Regions from separate parts of the Homo sapiens genome. Here region 2 is linked to region 1. Evidence: read pairs that join two places in POLR2A ChIA-PET (ENCODE). Cell type or tissue: B cell. All regions are shown on one strand. Each heading gives the region's core, and the rest is flanking DNA. Links, peaks and the distances in the headings are about the cores only. Region 1 has its middle 25 kb from the start of MCU. Region 2 overlaps ASCC1 (activating signal cointegrator 1 complex subunit 1).

Region 1 (12,070 bases), core at 2,457-10,456:
CTGGCTAACATGGTGAAATCCCGTCTCTAATAAAAATACAAAAAATTAGCTGGGCATGGTGGTGGTCGCCTGTAGTCCCAGCTACTCGGGAGGCTGAGGCGGGAGAATCACTTGAACCCGGGATGCAGAGGTTGCAGTGAGCCGAGATCCCACCAGTGCACTCCAGCCTGGATGACAGAGTGAGACTCTGTCTCAAAAAAATTAATAAGTAATAAAATAAAAGTTTATACATGGTAAGAGTTAAAGTGATCTACTGATGACAATCAGGCCAGCAATGGAACGATTATCCCATGTATTATCTGGGGTGGGCAGTAATCAAAAAACAGGCTGGGTGCAGGGGCTCATACCTGTAATCCTAGCACTTTGGGAGGCCAAGGTGCGCAGATCGCTTGAGGCCAGGAGTTCGAGACCAGCCTGGCCAACATGGCGAAACCCTGTCTTTACTAAAAATATAAAAGTTAACTTGGCGTGGTGGTGTGCACCTGTAGTCCCAGCTACTAGGGAGGCTGAGGCACAAGAATCACTTGAACCAGGGGGGCAGAGGTTGCAGTGAGCTGAGATTGTGCGACTGCACTCCAGTATGGGCAATAGGGCAAGACTCTGCCTCAAAAAAAAAAAAAAAAGCAAACAAGCAAAATATCCCTATCCTCATGGCTCATACATATTCAGACATCAGAAACAACTCTAAAAAGTGAGCCTGGAATTGTTCTCTGTCTAGAAATTTTATTGCAGTAGTGGAGATAAAAGAAAATGCACTTTGGCCTTCATGTAATTATTTTTCCACTTGTCTGTGAACACCATAGTAAGAGCCTATTCTTGAAAGAAACCAAGGTGTGTCTAGACTCAAAATGTCCACCATTTTCTCTCCTCTATTGGGTCTGTCTTATTCTTTAGGCAGTTCTCAACCATAGCTGCAAATTAAAATCACCTACACTGCTCTTTCTTTTTCTTTTCTTTTTTTTTTTTCTGAGACGGAGTCTCACTCTGTCGCCCCGGCTGGAGCGTAATGGCACGATCTTGGCTCACTGCAACCTCCACCTCCCAGGTTCAAGCGATTCTTCTGCCTCAGGTTCCTGAGTAGTTGGGATTACAGGCGTGCACCATCACCCCCGTCTAATTTTTTGTATTTTTAGTAGAGATGGGGTCACCGTGTTGGTCAGGCTGGTCTTGAACTCCTAACCTCCACCCACCTTGGCTTTCCGAAGTGCTGGGATTACAGGCGTGAGTCACCGCACCTGGCCTACACTGCTCTTTTTAAAGGATATCAATGTCTAATCCCTACCCTTCAACCCCATCCCAGTAGTCTATTTATTTGTTTGTTTGTTTGTTTTGAGACAGAGTATCGCTCTGTTGCCCAGGATGGAGTGCAGTGGTGCGATCTTGGCTCACTGCAGCCTCCGCCTCCCGGGTTCAAGTGATTCCCCTGTCTCAGTCTCCAGAGTAGCTGAGATTACAGGCATACACCACCACATCCAGCTAATTTTTTGTATTTTTAGTAGAGTCGGGGGTTTCTCCATTTTGGCCAGGCTGGTCTTGAACTCCTGACCTCAGGTGATCCACCCACCTCCCCCTCCCAAAGTGTTGGGATTACAGGGGTGAGCCACTGCGCCTGGCCCCACCCCCATTCCAGTAGTTTTTAAAAGATGATTCTTATGTGTAGCTGAAGTTGAGATTCACTATGGTAGGGAATTACAATTGCTATGTTCTTAACAGGTTGTTTTTTTTTTTTTTTTTTGAGACGGAATTCTTGCTCTGTCGCCAGGCTGTAGTGCAGTGGTACGATCTCAGCTCACTGCAACCTCCACCTCCCTGGTTCAAGCTATTCCCCACCCTCAGCCTCCCAAGTAGCTGGGATTACAGGCACATGCCACCACGCCTGGCTAATTATTTGTACTTTAGTAGAGACAGGGTTTCACCATGTTGGCCAAGATGGTCTGATCCACCTGCCTCGGCCTCCCAAAGTGCTGGGATTACAGGCATGTGCCACTGTACCTGGCCGTTCTTAACAGTTTTTTTAAAAAAGCATAAAAATACGTTAGCTAAAACTTGCTTTAGATTCTCCTTCCAAAGCTTTTTGAATTCAGTGTTAGGTGTTTGCTATGTCAAGAATAAACACTAACAAGAAACAAAATGAGTATCTTGTTCTGATCCATGTACCTTAACCTACTGGCTTGTAAAAAGAAATTTGTTCTTTGCTGAGTCAACTGTAAAAAGAATTTTTGCCTGAAATTAAATATGCAGGCCAGGCGCGTGGCTCACGCCTGTAATCCCAGCACTTTGGGAGGCTGAGGTGGGCAGATCACGAGGTCAGGAGATCGAGACCATCCTGGCTAACATGGTGAAATCCCGTCCCTACTAAAAATACAAAAAATTAGCCGGGCATGGTGGCGGGCGCCTGTAGTCCCAGCTACTCGGGAGGCTGAGGCAGGAGAATGGCGTGAACCCGGGAGGCGGAGCTGGCAGTGGGCCGAGATAGCGCCACTGCAGTCCAGCCTGGGCGAAAGAGTGAGACTCCGTCTCAAAAAAAAAAAAAAAAAAAAGAAATTAAATATGCAACCCAAGATTGGTTTGCCTAGTGTCACTGTAAGGGCAGGTTAAGTAACAAAGTTTAAAGCTCAAGGATGCTGCTGAACACCTTGGAGTGTGTCTAGATAATGCAATTTTCCATTAATATCAAGGCATAAAAGCCAGTACTCCTCTCACTTGCCTGTAAATCTCATGACTTAGCTTAGTTTCTTTCAAGAATAGGATCTTATTATGGTGTTCACAGACAAGTGAAAAAATAATTACATAAAAGCCAAAGTGCATTTTCTTTCATCTCAACCACTGCAATAAAATTTCCAGCAAGAGGACAATTCCAGACTCATTTTTCAGAGTTGTTGCTGATGTCTGAACATGTATGATCCATGAGAGTAGGGATATTTTGCTTGTTTGCTTTTTGTTTACTTCCCATCCCAGTAGTGTATAGGCTACTGGGCACATAATAGATAATCGATGAATATTTATTGAATGAATAAGTATTGGGTTTTGATATTGAATAGTGCCTTCCACTTCCCAAACACTGAAAAACCCAGTGTGAAATTCCTTTTAAAATTTATTATTAATATGAGTCTAGAATAAATATTGTAATATATATCTATTATTTCAGTCTTTTCAGCAACCCTTCCTCTTTCCTTCAAGATGACAAAACTAGTCTGTCCTACTGGGAATGAACTCAGTGTGGACTCACTCCCTCTCCTCCCTGGCTATAGGAGATATCTTGTGACCAAGACTTATCCCATCAGAAAATTACATTCCTTAGCTACCCCCACTCACTTCCCACCACATTGTTGGTTCCTGATGCAAGTCAAGCTGCCCTGTGACTTTTCTGCTACAGCTAATAAAGAAGATCATCTCTATCTGCTGGAGTTAATTGTGGGTATACTTTGGAGTCTGGAGCTGGGGGCAGCCATCTTTCCCACCTTAGGGTTAGAACCTGTATGTAGTAGCAAGCCAATCAGAAGCAAGAAGAATTGAAAGGTAGAGAGGGAAGGAGGGAGAGAAAGAGAGAGAGAGACTGTTTTCTCATCACCAAACAACTCATATTTATTCCTTTTTAAAAGTAGGAATATATTTTTTGTTTTGTCTATGAAAATAAAAAATGCTAATTGTTAAAATATCAAAATTTTTTAAAATGAAGAAAATTAAAGTTATTTTGAGTTCAACACCAAGACACTATCTTTCTTTTCTTATTTTATTTTATATTTTTATTTTATTATTATTTTTTGAGACGGAGTCTCGCTCTATCACCCAGGCTGGAGTGCAGTGGCACGATCTCGGCTCACCGCAACCTCCACCTCCCTTGTTCAAGCCATTCTCCTCCCTCAGCCACCCGAACAGCTGGGATTACAGGCACACGCCACCATACCTGGCTCATTTTTGTGTTTTGAGTAGAGATGGGGTTTCACCATGTTAGCCAGGCTATTCTTGAGCTCCTGACCTTGTGATCCACCTGCCTCGGCCTCCCAAAGTGCTGGGATTATAGACGTAAGCCACTGCACCTGGCCTTTTTTTTTCTTATGTTCAACAAAACATGTTTTTATAACCTCCTTTTATCAGTTTATGTATCATAAATATCTTTTCACATTAATGAAGATAGATTTATGTCTTTTTTTTTTTTTTTTTTTTTTTTTTGAGACGGAGTCTTGTTCTGTCGCCCAGGCTAGAGTGCAGTGGTGCAATCTGAGCTTACTGCAACCTCCGCCTCCTGGGTTCAAGTGATTCCCTGGCCTCAGCCTCCCAAGTAGCTGAGATTACATGTGAGTGCCACCACGCCCAGCTAATTTTTGTATTTTTTGTAGGGAGACGGGGTTTCACCATATTGGCCAGGCTGGTCTCAAACTCCTGACCTCAGGTGATCCACCCGCCTTGGCCTCCCAAAGTGCTGGGATTACAGGTATGAGCCACCACACCCACCCTATGTCATTATTTTAAAAAACGATATAGTATTCTAGAAAAAATATAAAACAAAAACTATATAGTATTCCATTGGGTATATTCACTATAGATTACTTAACCATCCCTGTTGTTGCAGATAGCTCTTAAAAGCTCTTAAATGTTTTCTGAAAAACAATAAATCTTTCTCCTGAGAATCCCCTCATTCTAAATTTTCCTTGCATAATTTGAACATTTGAAGGTTACTGGTTGGGTAGGAGAGGAGGAGGAAGACTTTTGTGAGCTGGTGAAAACATAGAAAATAGTACTTTTGTAACTATGAGGACTTTCTTACTAAATATTAAGTGTATTAATCTCATATAGATGAAGAGTAGACATCGTGATTGGTAAATTTCTTGGCTATTTTTTCAGATTTTTTTTTTTTGAGACAGAGTGTCACTGTGTCACGCAGGCTACAGTACAGTGGCACAATCTCGGCTCACTGCAACCTCCGCCTCCCAGGTTCAAGCCATTCTTCTGCCTCTGCCTCCAGAGTAGCTGGGACTACAGGTGTGTGCCACCATGCCTGGCTAATTTTTTGTATTTTTAGTAGAGATGGGGTTTCACCATGTTGGCCAGGCTAGTCTCGAACTCCTAACCTCATGATCCGCCCGCCTTGGCCTCCTAAAGTGATTTATTTTAAAAAGTGTTTATATATATGCCTGTGGCACAATATTTTGATGCTGACTGTACTACTCTCTGAATGACTAATAAATCTCTAATTAGGAGGGTGGGGTTGATCAGTCACAGGAGTAAACCCAGTTCCACTGGAGGTATTATTTATGCTTTATTAAGATAACAAAGCAAGGCTCAGCAACAGGAAATGAAGTAATAACAGACATCTAGAAATTGTATAAATTGCTGGGTGTGGTGGCTCACACCTTTAATTCCAGCACTTTGGGAGGTCGAGGGGGGCAGATCATTTGAGGTCAGGAATTTAGACCAGCCTGGCCAACATGGTGAAACCCTATCTGTACTAAAAATACAGAAACTAGCTGGGCATGGTGGTGGGCATCTGTAATTCCAGCTACTTAGGAGGCTGAGGCATGAGAATAGCTTGAACCCGGAAGGTGGAGGTTATAGTGAGCCCAGATCACACCACTGCACTCCAGCCTGGGTGACACAGTGAGACCCTGTCTCAAAAAAAAAAAAAAAAAAAAAAGAAAATGTATAAATATTTAGTTTAAAGAAAAATAATCAAAAGCAGAAGATAGACATTTTATCTGTAAGAGGGAGGTTGTCCATTTTCTGTTGCTTATAACAGAATACCTGAAATTGGGTATTTTATAAAGTAAAGGAATTTACTTCTTGTAGTTATAGAGGCTGAGAAGTCCAAAGTCAAGGGGTTACATCTGGTGAGAGCCTTCCTGCTGGTGGGGACTCTCTAACAGAGTCCATAGGCAGTGCAAGCATAAATTGGCAAGGGCTTGAGAATGCTAGCTCAGGTTTCCTCTCCTCTTCTTCAAAGCTACCAGTTGCATCCCCCGATAACCCATTAATCCATTAACTCATTAGTTTATCAATATGTGAATGTATTAATCCATTCATGAGAGCAGAATTTTCATGGCCCACTCCCCTCTAAAAGGCTCCACCTCTCAATATTGCCACATTGAAGATTAAATTCCTTTTTTTTTTTTTTGAGACAGAGTTTCTCTCTTGTCGCCCAGGCTGGAGTACAATGGTGCGATCTCAGCTCACTGCAACCTCTGCCTCCTGGGTTCAAGTGATTCTCCTGCCTCAGCCTCCCAATTAGCTGGGATTACAGGCGCCCGCCACCATGCCCAGTTAATTTTTTGTATTTTTAGTAGAGACAGGGGTTTCACCACGTTGGCCAGGCTGGTCTCGAACTCAGGTGGTCCACCCACCTTGACCTCCTAAAGTTCTGGGATTACAGGCGTGAGCCACCACGCCTGGCCCAAAGATTAAATTTCAACAGGAGTTTTTAAGGGGAAAAATACTCAAACTATAGTACAGGTTATAAAAGCAAGATGGTAAAATGAAATCATATCTTGAAAGACTTTATAAATTACAAACAAGAACATGTAAATGAATAACTTTTGGATACTCTTGACATTCTTTTCCAACATGATAGGCTTCTTTTGAAATGGGAGCCAATTGCCTGGCATGTTGGCTCACGCCTGTAATCCAAAAAAAAGAAATGGGAGCCAATTATAATAGAAACCATTACATTACTATAATGAAATACCTTTGACAGAATCATTTTCAAAAAGAGATGTAGGGAGCATGAAGCTGCTCTCTGTGAGTTGCCACTCACCCTTTATGCTTCCCATTTACAAACAACAGCTCTGTTTTTATTGTCCTGTTTCCTGGTTATTTTAGGAGAGCTAACACTTTGTCCCATAATAAAGAAACTTGTTAGGAGTAAAGACATTGTTAGGAACAACTGTGGATGAGACTCTAAATCATTGCCATAGAATTCTAGGAAACTACTTCAAATTGAACATTTCTGCTGACCTTTTATCTGAGTTATTAAAGAGAAAATGGCAATGAAGCCCTGTAGAGCCCCATCTAAAAGTGTGAAAGATTAGTAATTTTTTTTCCTTTTTTTTTTTTTTTTTGAGATGGGATTTGCTGTATCACCCAGGCTGGAGTCCAGTGGCATGGTCTCAGGTCACTGCAACGTCTGCCTCCCAGGTTCAAGCTATTCTCCTGCCTCAGCCTCCAGAGTAGCTGGGATTACAGGCACCCGCCACCACAACCAGATAATTTTTGTATTTTTAGTAGAAATGAGGTTTCACCATATTGGCTATGGCTGGTCTCGAACTCCTGACCTCAGGTGATCCACTCACTTCGGCCTCCCAAAGTGCTGGGATTACAGGCGTAAGCCACCGAGCCTGGCCAAAAAGTTAGTAATTTGTGCTGTGACAATGGAATTTAATTTCCTCCTTCTCCTCCTCCTCCTCCTTCTTTCTTTTTCTCTCCTTCTTCTTAATTGTCTCTTCTTCCTCTTCTCCTCCTCCTTCTTCTTCTCCTTCCTCTTACTTTTTTGAAATAGGGTCTTGCTCTGACACCTAGGCTGGAGTGCAGTAGCATGATCATAGCTCACTGTAACCTCAAACTTCTGGGCTCAAATGATCCTCTCACCTCAGCCTCCTGAGTAGCTAGGACTACAAATGTACACCACCACATCCAGCTAATTTTTTTGTTGTTAGAGATGGGATCTGGCTATGTTACCCAGGCTGGTCTCAAACTCCTGACCTCAAGCAATCCTCACCTTGGCCTCCCAAAGCACTGGGATGACAGGTGTGAGCCACTGTGCCTGGTCTATTTTCACTTTTTTAAGTTCAAGAAATATTTGCCATAGACTATAGAAGCTCTCAATTTCTATATGTTCTCTAAGAATTTGATCATTTTTGAAGAAAAAATAAATTTGAGAAAGAAAAACTTTTTTTTAACCTTTAAGAGGCTCTAGGCCAGGCACAGTAGCTCACGCCCGTAATCCCAGCACTTCGGGGGGCTGAAGCAGGCGGATCGTCTGAGGTCAGGAGTTCAAGACTAGCCTGGCCAACATGGTGAAATTCCGTCTCTACGAAAACACAAAAATTAGCCAGGCATCATGGCTGGCACCTATAATCCCAGCTACTCAGGAGGCTGAGGCGGGAGAATAGCTTGAACCTGGGAAGCAGAAGTTGCAGTGAGCCAAGATTGTGCCACTGCACTCCAGCCTAGCCGACAGAGTGAGACTCCATCTCAAAAAAAAAAAAAAAAAAAAAAAAAAAAAAAAAAAAAAAGGTCAGGCGCAGTGGCTCACACCTGTAATCCTAGCACTCTGGGAGGCTGAGGCAGGTGGATCACCTGAGGTCAGGAGTTCGAGACCAGCCTGGCCAACATGGGGAAACCCTGTCTCTACTAAAAATACAAAAAATTAGCCAGGCGTGGTGGTGGGAGCCTGTAATCCCAGCTACTCGAGGGGCTGAGGCAGGAGAATTGCTTGAACCTGGGAGGTGGAGGTTGCAGTGAGCCAAGTTTGCTCCACTGCACTCCAGCATGGGTGACAGAGCAAGACTCTGTCTCAAAAAGAAAAAAAAAAAAGGCTCTAAGTGATTCTTAGGCAAATTAATATATGTGAAAAGTGAATTAAGACAATAAGTACACATGGCTCTATTGTTCAATTGTTCGCAATGCTTTAAGTCTCAGGAGCATTATGAAAGGTTTATTGCAAAATATATAATATACTCAAGGGCATGTACATGTATATTTTCAATCACTTTATGTTTTATATTCTTTGCATTTATTTGCTTCAAAGAGAAATATTTCTTCTTTCAATTCATAAAATATCTTCCCAAGAAGAACTTTGCATGGATGTTTTTGTCACTTTTAAATCTTAAAAAATATTTTTCCATCAGACTCTGAGACATTGGAAATATTTCAGACAATACTAGAGAACTCAACAGCATGGGCTGGCACGGTGGCTCACGCCTGCAATCCCAGCACTTTGGGAGGCCAAGGCAGATGGGTCACCTGAGGTCAGGAGTTCAAGACCAGCCTGGCCAAGATGGTGAAACCCCATCTCTTCTAAAAATACAAAAAAAATTAGTTAGGTATGGTGGCAGGTGCCTGTAATCCCAGCTACTTGGGAGGCTGAGACAGGAGAATCGGTTGAACCCAGGAGGCAGAAGTTGCAGTGAGCCGAGATCACGCTACTGAACTCCAGCCTGGGCGACAGACTGAGGCTCCATTTCAGACAAAAAAAAAAAAAAAAAAAGAGGCCAGGCATGGTGGCTCACATCTGTAATCCCAGCACTTTGGGAGGCTGAGGTGGGAGGATCACCTGAGGTCGGGAGTTTGACACCAGCCTGACCAACATGGTGAAATCCCATCTCTACCAAAAATACAAAATTAGCCAGGTGTGGTGGCTCATGCCTGTAATCCCAGCTACTCAGGAGGCTGAGGCAGGAGAATCACTTGAACCTGGGAGGCAAAGGTTGTGGTGAGCTGAAATGGTGCCATTGCGCTCCAGTCTGGGCAACAAGAGTGAAACTCTGTCTCAAAAACAAACAAACTAACATTAAATGAATGAATGAAGATCTGTTCTCAAGCAGTTTATAGGTTTTATTTTTTTTAATGTTATTTATTTATTTATGTTTTCAGATAGAGTCTTGCTCTGTCACCCAGGCTGGAGTGCAGTGGCATGATCTCGTCTCACTGCACCCTCCGCCTCTTGGGTCCAAGAGATTCTCCTGCCTCAGCCTCCCGAGTAGCTTGGATTACAGATGTGTGCCACCATGCCCAGCTAATTTTTGTATTTTTAGTAGAGACAGGGTTTCACCATGTTGGCCAGGCTGGTCATGAACTCCTGGCCTCAGGTGATCCACCCTCCTTGACCTCCCAAAGCGCTGGGGTTACAGGCATGAGCCACTGCGCCAGGCCAGTTTCTAGGTTTTCTATGGGTACCCGTTGTAACCAAAGTCACTGGATTTTCTACCTTTTAACTCCAGTTTCCTGGTGACTAATTTCCAATACTAGTTGCCAGGCATCTACAGTTCTGATCTGCCTACAGGGAGCTCTGTCAGTTACCAGCCTAACCCTATATCTTGGGTCTCATTTGGTTGGGATTTTTTGGAACTTATATTCCTCTGTTTTTTTTTTTTTTTTGAGACAGAGGCTCTGTCGCCCAGGCTGGAGTGCAGTGGCGCGATCTGGGCTCACTGCAAGCTCCGCCTCCCGGGTTCACGCCATTCTCCTGCCTCAGCCTCTCCGAGTAGCTGGGACTACAGGCGCCGGCTACCACGCCCGGCCAATTTTTTGTATTTTTAGTAGAGACGGGGTTTCACCAGGGTCTCGATCTCCTGACCTCGTGATCCGCCCGCCTCGGCCTCCCAAAGTGCTGGAATTACAAGCGTGAGCCACCGCGCCCGGCCTATTCTTTTTGGCCCATAAATTGATCTTTCTGTTTCAGACTCATCTTTGAATTAATAGCGCTTCACATCTTGATCCGAGAATATTTCCCTTCGCCATTTGAGCTTTGCATTTAGTAGTACTCGTTAATGTGACCATGTGATTGTATAACAAAATACATAATAATCACAATCTTCAAAAATTATAATGGATATTGTAAGGATAATAATCCTTTTACTGGTAGGATATTACTTATTATCTTCCACCCTTCTGGTATTTACATGAGACTGGTGAATACCCCTTTACATTTCCTAGGTTTAACACACACACACAAAACTAAACAGATTTTAAGCTCTCTATCAACTGTTGTTGGATTCTAAGATCCCTCACTACCAACACACCTTTCTGAAGCACTTTGCAAAAATCCTGGAATAGCTAGGATCAACTGAGTAGTATCCTTATTTGATAGCTGGTGTTTGTTACCTAGACAACATGGCTATAGACAGCTCTGAATTAATAAGCTGCTTCTTGGTTAGGGATAATAATATGAATCAGAAGAATTTTTAATTGCCAACAATCTTGCGGAATAATTTTGTTTTCTTAAAGCCTGTTCTCTGTAGCCTATTCTATTTCTGCAAATGTTCTGCAAAGAATGACAGTATAAATAGTAATATTTTCCAAATAGAATTGATCTGGCTCAAACTCACAGAGTACTAAGTACCTAAAAGTGCCAGTAGAAATAATTGAAAGGACATTCCTCTTTATATAGAGATGTTCTAGAGAGATCCAAGATCTTTTATAGCATTGATGCCAATTCCCTGATCATTACTACATTTTTGTGGGGGAGGAGGGAGGAAGATGAGTAAATGCTTTATCATTTCTTTCATAGATAAATAAACTGGGGTACCAAATTGGCCAATTTCTTGTCTGAGACCATAATGGTACATCAATTGCAGAAATAACATTGCTGCATCCTCTTATTTGTTAGCTAACAGAGTGTTTTTTCTGAATTTCATTGCTAACATAATTGAGATCCCCAGTAATAATAGGAGATGGTGAGGGCAGAGTGATGATAATGAGCCAGAGATAGAACTGAAAATAGAGTCCAAGGCTTTTAACTCCTTGCTCATTGATCCTGCCATTAAGCTGCAAGACTAAATTACTGAATTTCATCAAAAAGTGTTACCCTAATGCTATGAGAGGCTAACCAGCATTAGTACTTTTCATTATATATGAGCAGAATAATTCATTTTTTTAGCCTACCTGAGGGGAAAAAAATCTCCAATGGAAATTCTTTTTGGACATTGTTGTTTTTTCTATTTCAGTATTTACTTGTGTGATACAAAAGGATCTCGGTTGACTGAAGCTTGTTAGGAGTCAGGAAATAATAAAGACATTACGAGTTAAAAACAATCATCTCTTTGCTTAAAGAAGGTGTGAATCAGCAAGCTGGAAAGCTCAGTTTTTCAGTGTGTTGGTTAGTCTATTGTCAGTCTGAAAGGTAATGTGGTCCATTTCAAGCTCTGAGAATAGAGCAGGGAAGAAGAGGAGAAAATAGAAGAGAAGGAGGGGGGCCATCTTTTGTCCTACATTTAAAACATCTGTTGCTTAACCTTACAAATATGGATAAAAGAGACCAGTCAGAAATCATGAGGCTTTTCACCTAATTTGAAAAAGATTCTAAGAGATACAATACAGTGAGATGAGTTCTTTTTTTTAAATTAAAAAAAATTTTTTT
Region 2 (8,000 bases), core at 1-8,000, 560 kb before region 1:
AAATCCTGCATCAATAATATCTTTAGAAAATTAAACAAACTTTTCCTATCACCAAGTAAAGAGAGAAATGTAGACCTTTGATGAAAGGTTTTTGGTCAAAATCAAGGTTTTCCCTGACAAACAATGGCAAGATAAAATCCAACCATCCTGCTGTCCCCTGCTCACATGATCTGTGAAGCCTACCATTTTCAGTTTGTACATGTTTCTTTCCTAGGGAGAACACAAAGGGAATTATTGATTTCTGGTAATGTTGTGGTATACACTGAAAGAAAACAAATAGCAAGATTTAAGGGCTCACTGTGGTTATTTTTCCTTGCATTCGTTTCAAAGCTTCTACTCCTTCCCCATTGCCCTGTGACACAGCCATCAAAGACCAGAAATAACTCCAAATGCAACAAGGCTGCCAAAATGAAACTGGCAATCTCAAACAGAGGTGGGGAGGAGGGTGGAGAGGGGCCTTTTCTTATATCTGTGACCTCGGGCTATAGAACCGAATAAATGGCCAGTCCGCAACAGCACAGTGACAATCTGCTGGGGATCCCTGCTCACTTGGCTTTCCCAAATGAGGCTCGCTCTTTTCTTCAATCTTAGACAAAGCTGTGGTTACTCTCTTCCAAGATCCCTCTTTTAAGAAAATCTACTTCTTGTGCTGGTGGCCTCGGTGAACTATTTGCTGTCTCAATACTACTTGAATAAGAAGAAATTCAGTTTTGAAGTTAAAAATGAAAATTCAAAATATTCAAGTCTTACGCTATTTATAATCATTCTTGACACACATGAGATAAACCAACCTTTAGAATATAATCTGATGCAACTGAAAGTAAGTACAGGGGGTTCAATTAATTCAAGTATTTAGAAGGATGTTCTAGGTCATATTTCTCTCTAAGAAAGGATGCTATTGTTCTCATGTATGGCAATCAGACTTTTGAAACTCAAAGCAGAGTGAATAGGAATAGCAAATGCATGCTACTTTGAGGTTTTCCCAGTGTTTTTCTTCCACAGCCTGTTTACCAACTTCTATTTCTCACAATTATCCCGTTTATAGATAAAAGTAGTAACACTATTTTGTACTTAATAATAACACTTAACCACCTACCTCCCTATGAGGGATGGTATGAACAGAAGACAGGCTGACAAGTACTTTGAGCTCTTTGGGAAGGCACTCCCAGTATGAAGCCTTGCTGTGGTTAAATAACACCTTTCATCTAAGGATCTAAAAGTGTCTTACAAAGCCCAGCTCATTAACTCCAAAAAAATTGCTATGATATAAACCAGAGCTGAGCATTATTATCCCCATTTATATAAGAAACAGGGACAAGCTAGGACCACTAATACTGTCAGAGAAATTTAAGAGTTCCTGGGATGAGGCCTAGGATACAGGCCAGTGGAAGGCCACGTCCACAAGGCAGTGTGTATGGGCCTCTCAATTCCAATAACAAATATGTACCAAAGAATGCCAAGTGGGGAAGCAGGTCCATCCTTAGGCTGTGCATATACAACCAGATAGCAAAGAATGAGGAGCAAATGATGTGAAAAGCTATCATCACAGCCCTTGGAAGATCCCAATTGCAAAACATCAAAACAAATAATGGTATATTTCAGATGCATTCCTCATAAAAGAGGCATGTAGGTACAGGACTAGTATGACTTCAGGGAGCAAACAGAAAGATACAAATACCAGACTAAAAATATAATCGATTTTGAAAAAAAAAAAATCAAGGTTCTTCGTATGTCATGTTACTAATCTCACTCAGAATTAAGATCACTTTATTGGGAGTTAAGTCATCAAAAAGAATTAAGTTCACAAATAAGTTACCCCCCCCCCAAAAAAATAAATTTTGTTTCAAAGTTATGTTTATTAAAATTCCTCAAACCTAAAAAAAAAAAATTCTGAGTTTCTGCCAAATACCGTGCATTTGTCTTCTGGGCCACCTGTGAGATTACTTCTGAGGAGACCAAATGTGGGAGGTAGGAAGAGGCAAGAAGGAAATGGAGATCCACCACATCCGGGGTCAAAAAAAACCTTCCATCTACTTTAAAAATACTCACATGGGCTGTGCCCAAGTGGATTCTTTCTAAACATCATCACAGAAGAATGTAATTGAGTCTGTTTACCCTAAGGTAAGTCATGCTCCTCTACACACAGACACACATACCTTCACCTAGGTACAAAAAAATTGATATTTCTTTTCTACTGAAGAAAGGGCACAAAAAGTTTCTTGGGCAGACTAGACGTTTTTAATGCTTTCCTATTGTGAAAATAAGTAATTCAAAATCTAAGCTGTTGGAATCTTAACATATTGTAAGGCTTAAGGGAATGTGATTATGTGAGTCACTTAAACTTGTATCTGTAACCTGGGCAGCTGTAACTGTTGTTTTTCTGATTATAGATTAGCCTTTTTCCTCACCTACACTGTTTTGTAAATGGTTGTAAATGAATAAACAGTGCCAGAGAAGATCCCTTCCCTTTTAACTGTTGATCTTCATTTTGATTAAACTTCCCTCTTACATTTCTCATACAAAGACTTAAAAGACTATCACATCATCTAGGATGGTATGTTAAATACTTTCTTTTTCTTTTTCTTTTTCTTTTTTTTTTTTTTTTTTGAAACAAGGTCTTACTCTGTCAGCCAGGCTGGAGTGCAGTGGCGTGATCACAGCTCACTGCAGCCTCCACCTCCCAGGCGCAAGAGATCCTCCCTCCTCAGTCTCCTGAGTAGCTGAGACTACAGGTGCATGCCACCATGCCTGGCTAATTTTTGCATTTTTTATAGAGACAGGGTTTTTCCATGTTGCCCAGGCTGGTCTCAAACTCCTGGGCTCAAGTGATCCTCCTACCTCCACCTCCCAAACTGCTGAGATTACAGGCGTGAGCCACCATGCCAGGTCCTACACTCCTAAGTTGGAAAGGAAGTGAAAACAAGCTGTACAGAAAAGAAAACAAACTGTAATTAACTAAATTATAGCTCATAAACCAACCTTGTATAGAAAATGTTATAATCCTACTAAATTTGTTTTCTGCCTATATAAGCAGGACCTTAACTTTTAACTTTAAGCACTGACCTCATTTCTGTGAAGTCCCTGTTTCCCAAATGGCCATTCCCAGCTTTTCACTTGAATAAACTTTTAAAAACTGAGTTCTGATCCTTTCCATTATTGCTGGTCGACATTATCAATGACTACAGACCCACTCCCTCCCCCAATTTCTCCATCTTTAAACAGGGATGATCCTTTACAAAGATGTTCTGCAGTTAAAGATAAATTATAAGATGAAATTTTGAGCTCTGATTATTATTGTCACTCACTGACTATAATCTCTAATGCATCACTGCAGGAACCAAAATGCAGAGTATCCTTAAAAGAAAAAAGGAAGAAGGTTTATCAGGTACTCTGACAGCTTACAGGCTCTACAGTCATTATCTGGTCTCATAGGGCTGTAATATTTTTAAAGACCAAAATAGGAACATCTACTTCAGAATAAAAGACAATGAGGGTGGCAGGTAGTGACTATCCTAGAGTCATCTCCAAACACAGCTTAACTCTGCCCAAGATGCCACTTTTAATCTGAAACATCAGACTGCAGTGATCAGTGGTGTGAGAGCCAATAATATTATAGTAGCTAATAATAGCCAATAAAAGAGAGGACATAATGCCCTTCCAGAAGGCCTGGGGCACCTCAGATCCAAGGAGAAAGGTCAAGGGCAGTCTGTGGGAGGAGCAATTCTTATCAACATCGTGGCCTCTATTAGGAGAGCAGCAAAAAGGCTGTTAAGTCAGTAGAACAGCTGTGATTTTTCAACCCATCAGCAGGCCACTCCTGTTTTTGTCTCCATTAAAATAGTACCAAAAGGCTTGTGTGTCCCCAGAGCCCAAGTCCCCTCTCCACTGACTGAGATGGCATTCCTTGCACAGAATGGGAACAGCAACTTCCCCTCACTCATCCTGCTCTCAAATCACCTGCCTGTCTTGCTGCAGTGAGCAAGAGGAATGCTCAAATGAGCATTAGCCTGACCTAAGGATGTGCTGGCAGAAGGCAGACAAACAGAGCCAGGGAGGGAAGGCTTGAAAACTTCCTTCAAATAATCACTCAGGGATGCACTTTGGGAATTTGGCCTGAGGCTCACTGCTGATGTAAGGATTATCAAGTTTAAGACTGCTGGTAAGGCCAAATGACCTATTAGAGGATGAATTAAAACCGCTATATACAAACAGGATGCCAGGCAGTTCTGCTGAGCACCTCAAAATTCAAAATGCCAAGGGATTTCCCCTCTCTGCAGTCTTTCAATTTTGAAAAATAGTAAGAAAATAATATGAGTAGGGGTAGGAGGTAGAGGAGAAAAGAGGCTACGCTGACCCGGCTGGAGAACCCACACCTAATCTCCGCCTAATCTCGGCACAGGCTAGGCACACTCCGCCCGTTTCCACATTACGTCACAGAATTAGCCTCAGAGATGAGAGGTGAAAGTTCAATTTGCTGCATTATTTCTTCCCAAAGAAGCCTTGCCACAGGGCATGGGTATTACTGCTTTACCTGACAAAACTGCCCCTGGGGCTGATGGCTAGCAGAGACTCTTCAAGCCTGTGACTAGCAACCCTAAGGGCAGGTGCCCTTTCAGAACTAATCTAGATGATGTTTCTGCAGATAAATTCTCTCCCTTAGAAAAATACCTCTTCTTAATGCTCTTATTTCTGGTGTGGTCATCTTCCCTCAGGTATTATTCATAATGGTCCCTCAAACAAATGCAACAGAAGATAAATGTTTGGTCTCCGTATTACACAGTAGAAAGGAAGAGCAAGTCAGCAGAAATGAATCCTTAGAGGGGAGTACACAGGGGACAGCAACAGGGACATTTCTTCCTGGCCCCCGGCTTTTGGGAGGCTGGGCACAAAGTGGCTGACTATTGTGCCAAGGCAACAGATTCAGGAGCAGCATGGAGGAAACCAGTCACCAGCCTCAGGCCATCTCCACTCCAACTTCTCCACCAACAAGGCAGCATCCAGAAGTTAAAGAGCAAATCAGGCCGGGCGCAGTGGCCCATGCCTGTAATCCTAGCACTTTGGGAGGCCGAGGTGGGTGGATCATGAGGTCAGGAGTTCGAGACCAGCCTAACCAACATGGTGAAACCCCGTCTCTACTAAAAATACAAAAATCAGCTGGGCGTGGTGGCACGTGCCTGTAATCCCAGCTACTCAGGAGGCTGAGGCAGGAGAATCGCTTGAACCCGGGAGGCGGAGGTTGCAGTGAGCTGAGATCACGCCATTGCACTCCAGTCTGGGTGATACAGCGAGACTCCGTCTCAAAAAAAGCAAATCAGATGTCTCTAGGCAACATCAGACAATGCAAAGAGTACACATGCATATAAATAACAGCTATCCAAATAATGGCTGGCCTTGGATTGGCTCCCTGGAAGAGGGGAGAGAGGCTGCCACATGTTATCAACTAAGTTATTTTCAACTAAGTTACCTCATTAGACGGGAAGACATGAAATACTGCATCCTCTGTCAGAACCAAAGGAAACATGCCTTGAGTAGCACCACTGTAACTTTATAGACTCTAACACACACTTTTCTATAATCTAATTCAGATGGCCCTCCTTCCCCTCTGCAAAGGTGTGGGCTAGATGTCAAATAAGCAAAATGCTTTGGAAGAGAGAGAGGGTTATCATCTCCGTGCATGTCACAGTCATAAGGCCACTACAATTTAAGAAATTGGTATCAGGCCAGGCGTGGTGGCTCATGCCTGTAATCCCAGCACTTTGCGGGGCCAAGGTGGGTGGATCATTTGAGCCCAGGAGTTCAAGACCAGCCTGGGCAACATGGCAAGACATCTCTACAAAAAAATACAAAAATTAGTTGGGTGTGGCAGCACACGCCTGTAGTCCCATCTACTCAGGAGGCTGAAGTGGGAGGATCACTTAAGCCTGGGAGACTGAGGCTGCAGTAAGCCAAGATGATGCCACTACACTCCAGCCTTGGGTGACAGAGCAAGACCCTATCTCAAAAAAAAAAATTCAAAGTTTTAACCTACAACTGAGAGAATAAACTCTGAATTGAATTTCTGATTATACCATTTTCTCGCTTTTAATTTGTAATAATAATGTTCACATTTGAGTATTAATTCTAAAATTGTTTCATCCCTCGGATATGGGGAAGACAGCATCTTTTTTTTTTGGAAACGGAGTCTCTCACTGTAGCCCAGGCTGGAGTGCAATGGTGCGATCTTGGCTCACTGCAAGCTCCACCTCCCGGGTTCATGCCATTCTCCTGCCTCAGCCTCCCGAGTAGCTGGGACTACAGGTGCCTGCCACCACGCCCGGCTAATTTTTTTGTATTTTTAGTAGAGACGGGGTTTCACTGTGTTAGCCAGGATGGTCTCGATCTCCTGACCTCGTGATCCTCCCGCCTCGGCCTCCCAAAGTGCTGGGATTACAGGCGTGAGCCACCACGCCAGGCCAAGCATCATTTTTTAAGAAGACATCACAGCTTCATAGCATAGTGAGCTTCACTCTTGTTTCTTTTACCTCTTTCCACCAGTGTCCTCTAACATTTGGAATAACACTTAGCCATTGTTGATACAAAGCCCCCGAAACTAAAACGGTTTTATTTGGTCTGGTCTCTAACAAAGGGCTGCTTCAAAGAGGACAGTGCCCTGTCACCATCTCTGGGTCCAGATTTATATTCTGCTACTGGTTTGTTTATACTGTAGCTAAAAACACACAATGCAGAATATATGTACAATGGAATAATATTCAGCCTTAATAAGGAATGAAATTCTGACATATGCTACAACATAGGTGAACCTTGAAAACATTATGCTGAGTGAAATAAACTGGACACAAAAGGACAAATGTACAATTCCACTTACATGAGGTACCTAGAGTAGTCAAATTCATAGAGACAGAAACTGGAGTGGTGGTTACCAAGGAGAAGGGGAAATGGGGAGTTGTTCATTAAAATGAGTTTTAATTTGGAATGATGAAAAAGTTCTGGAGATGGATAGTGATGATGGTCGCGTAACAACATGAATGTACTTAATGCCACTGAATTGTACACTTAAAAATGGTTAAAATAGCCAATCTTATGTATATTTTACCACAATTTAAAAAAACAACGGCCGGGTGCAGTGGCTCACACCTGTAAGCACATCACTTTGGGAGGCCCAGGTGGGTGGATCACTTGAGGTCAGTAGTTCAAGACCAGCCAGGCCAACATGAAACCCCATCTCTACTAAAAATACAAAAATTTGCCAGGCATGGTGGCACACGCCTGTAATCCCAACTACTCAGGAGGCTGAAGCACGAGAATCACTTGAACCCAAGTGGTGGAGGCTGCAGTGAGCCGAGATCCTCCACTGCACCCCAGCCTGGGCAACAGAGCTAGACTCTGCCTCCAAAAAAAAAAAAAAAAAAAAAAACCCCAACATACAATGGACCCAAAGTGACCCACTCATTTCATCAGTGAACTACATCCAAAATAATATGAACAGTCCTAGAAATGAACACATAAAAAAGATAAGTATTTTCTACAGTAAGAACAGACATCCCGTTCAAAGAGTTCATAAGAATGACATCACAGGAACCAAAGACAATTGAATATTTATTCCCCCTCCCTCAAATGCACCAAGCAAGCATGTAGCTTAGTGTTTTATATTTAGTAGGTATTCAATAAACATTACCAAATATTTATTTTCATTCTGATAAGAACCAGAAATGATTTTAAGAAAGGTAATGCTAACCTCTTAATTTTTTTTCTATTTCTTGCTATTGTGCTGGCTGGGCCCTTTCAAAAACCCTGCATCATTCCCTGCCTGACCCAGGACAACACATGGAAGTATTCCAGTCCCACTGCAAAGAGGAATAACCTGTGAACATGAATTCAAAAGAGAGCAAAGGTATTTTACAGACCAGGGAAGGTGCATCTTCCCAGAATGGATGTTGGCTTCTGCCAAAAATCAGTCAATTTCTTGTTTTGCAGTTCCATGTTAACAATGGTTTCACCTC

The links. ChIA-PET counts read pairs that join two places held together with the same protein. Peaks named below come from ENCODE experiments on the same cell type or tissue, not always from the same donor. Only the 100,000 strongest peaks of a DNase experiment are listed, where the experiment ranks them.
Region 2: POLR2A ChIA-PET joins it to region 1 with 8 read pairs; 2 of 35 experiments call an interaction of 5 or more read pairs at or near these places.

What each region holds. Positions count from the first base shown.
Region 1 is chr10:72,660,885-72,672,954 of GRCh38, forward strand. No RefSeq gene overlaps it. Among named protein-coding and RNA genes, the nearest start is that of MCU, 25 kb to the right of the region's middle. In B cell, for the core only: no CTCF peak of the experiment used is centred there; no DNase peak of the experiment used is centred there.
Region 2 is chr10:72,105,488-72,113,487 of GRCh38, forward strand. All of the region lies in intron 9 of ASCC1 (activating signal cointegrator 1 complex subunit 1), which reads right to left. Among named protein-coding and RNA genes, the nearest start is that of SPOCK2, 21 kb to the left of the region's middle. In B cell, for the core only: no CTCF peak of the experiment used is centred there; no DNase peak of the experiment used is centred there; H3K27ac peaks cover 2,928 bases.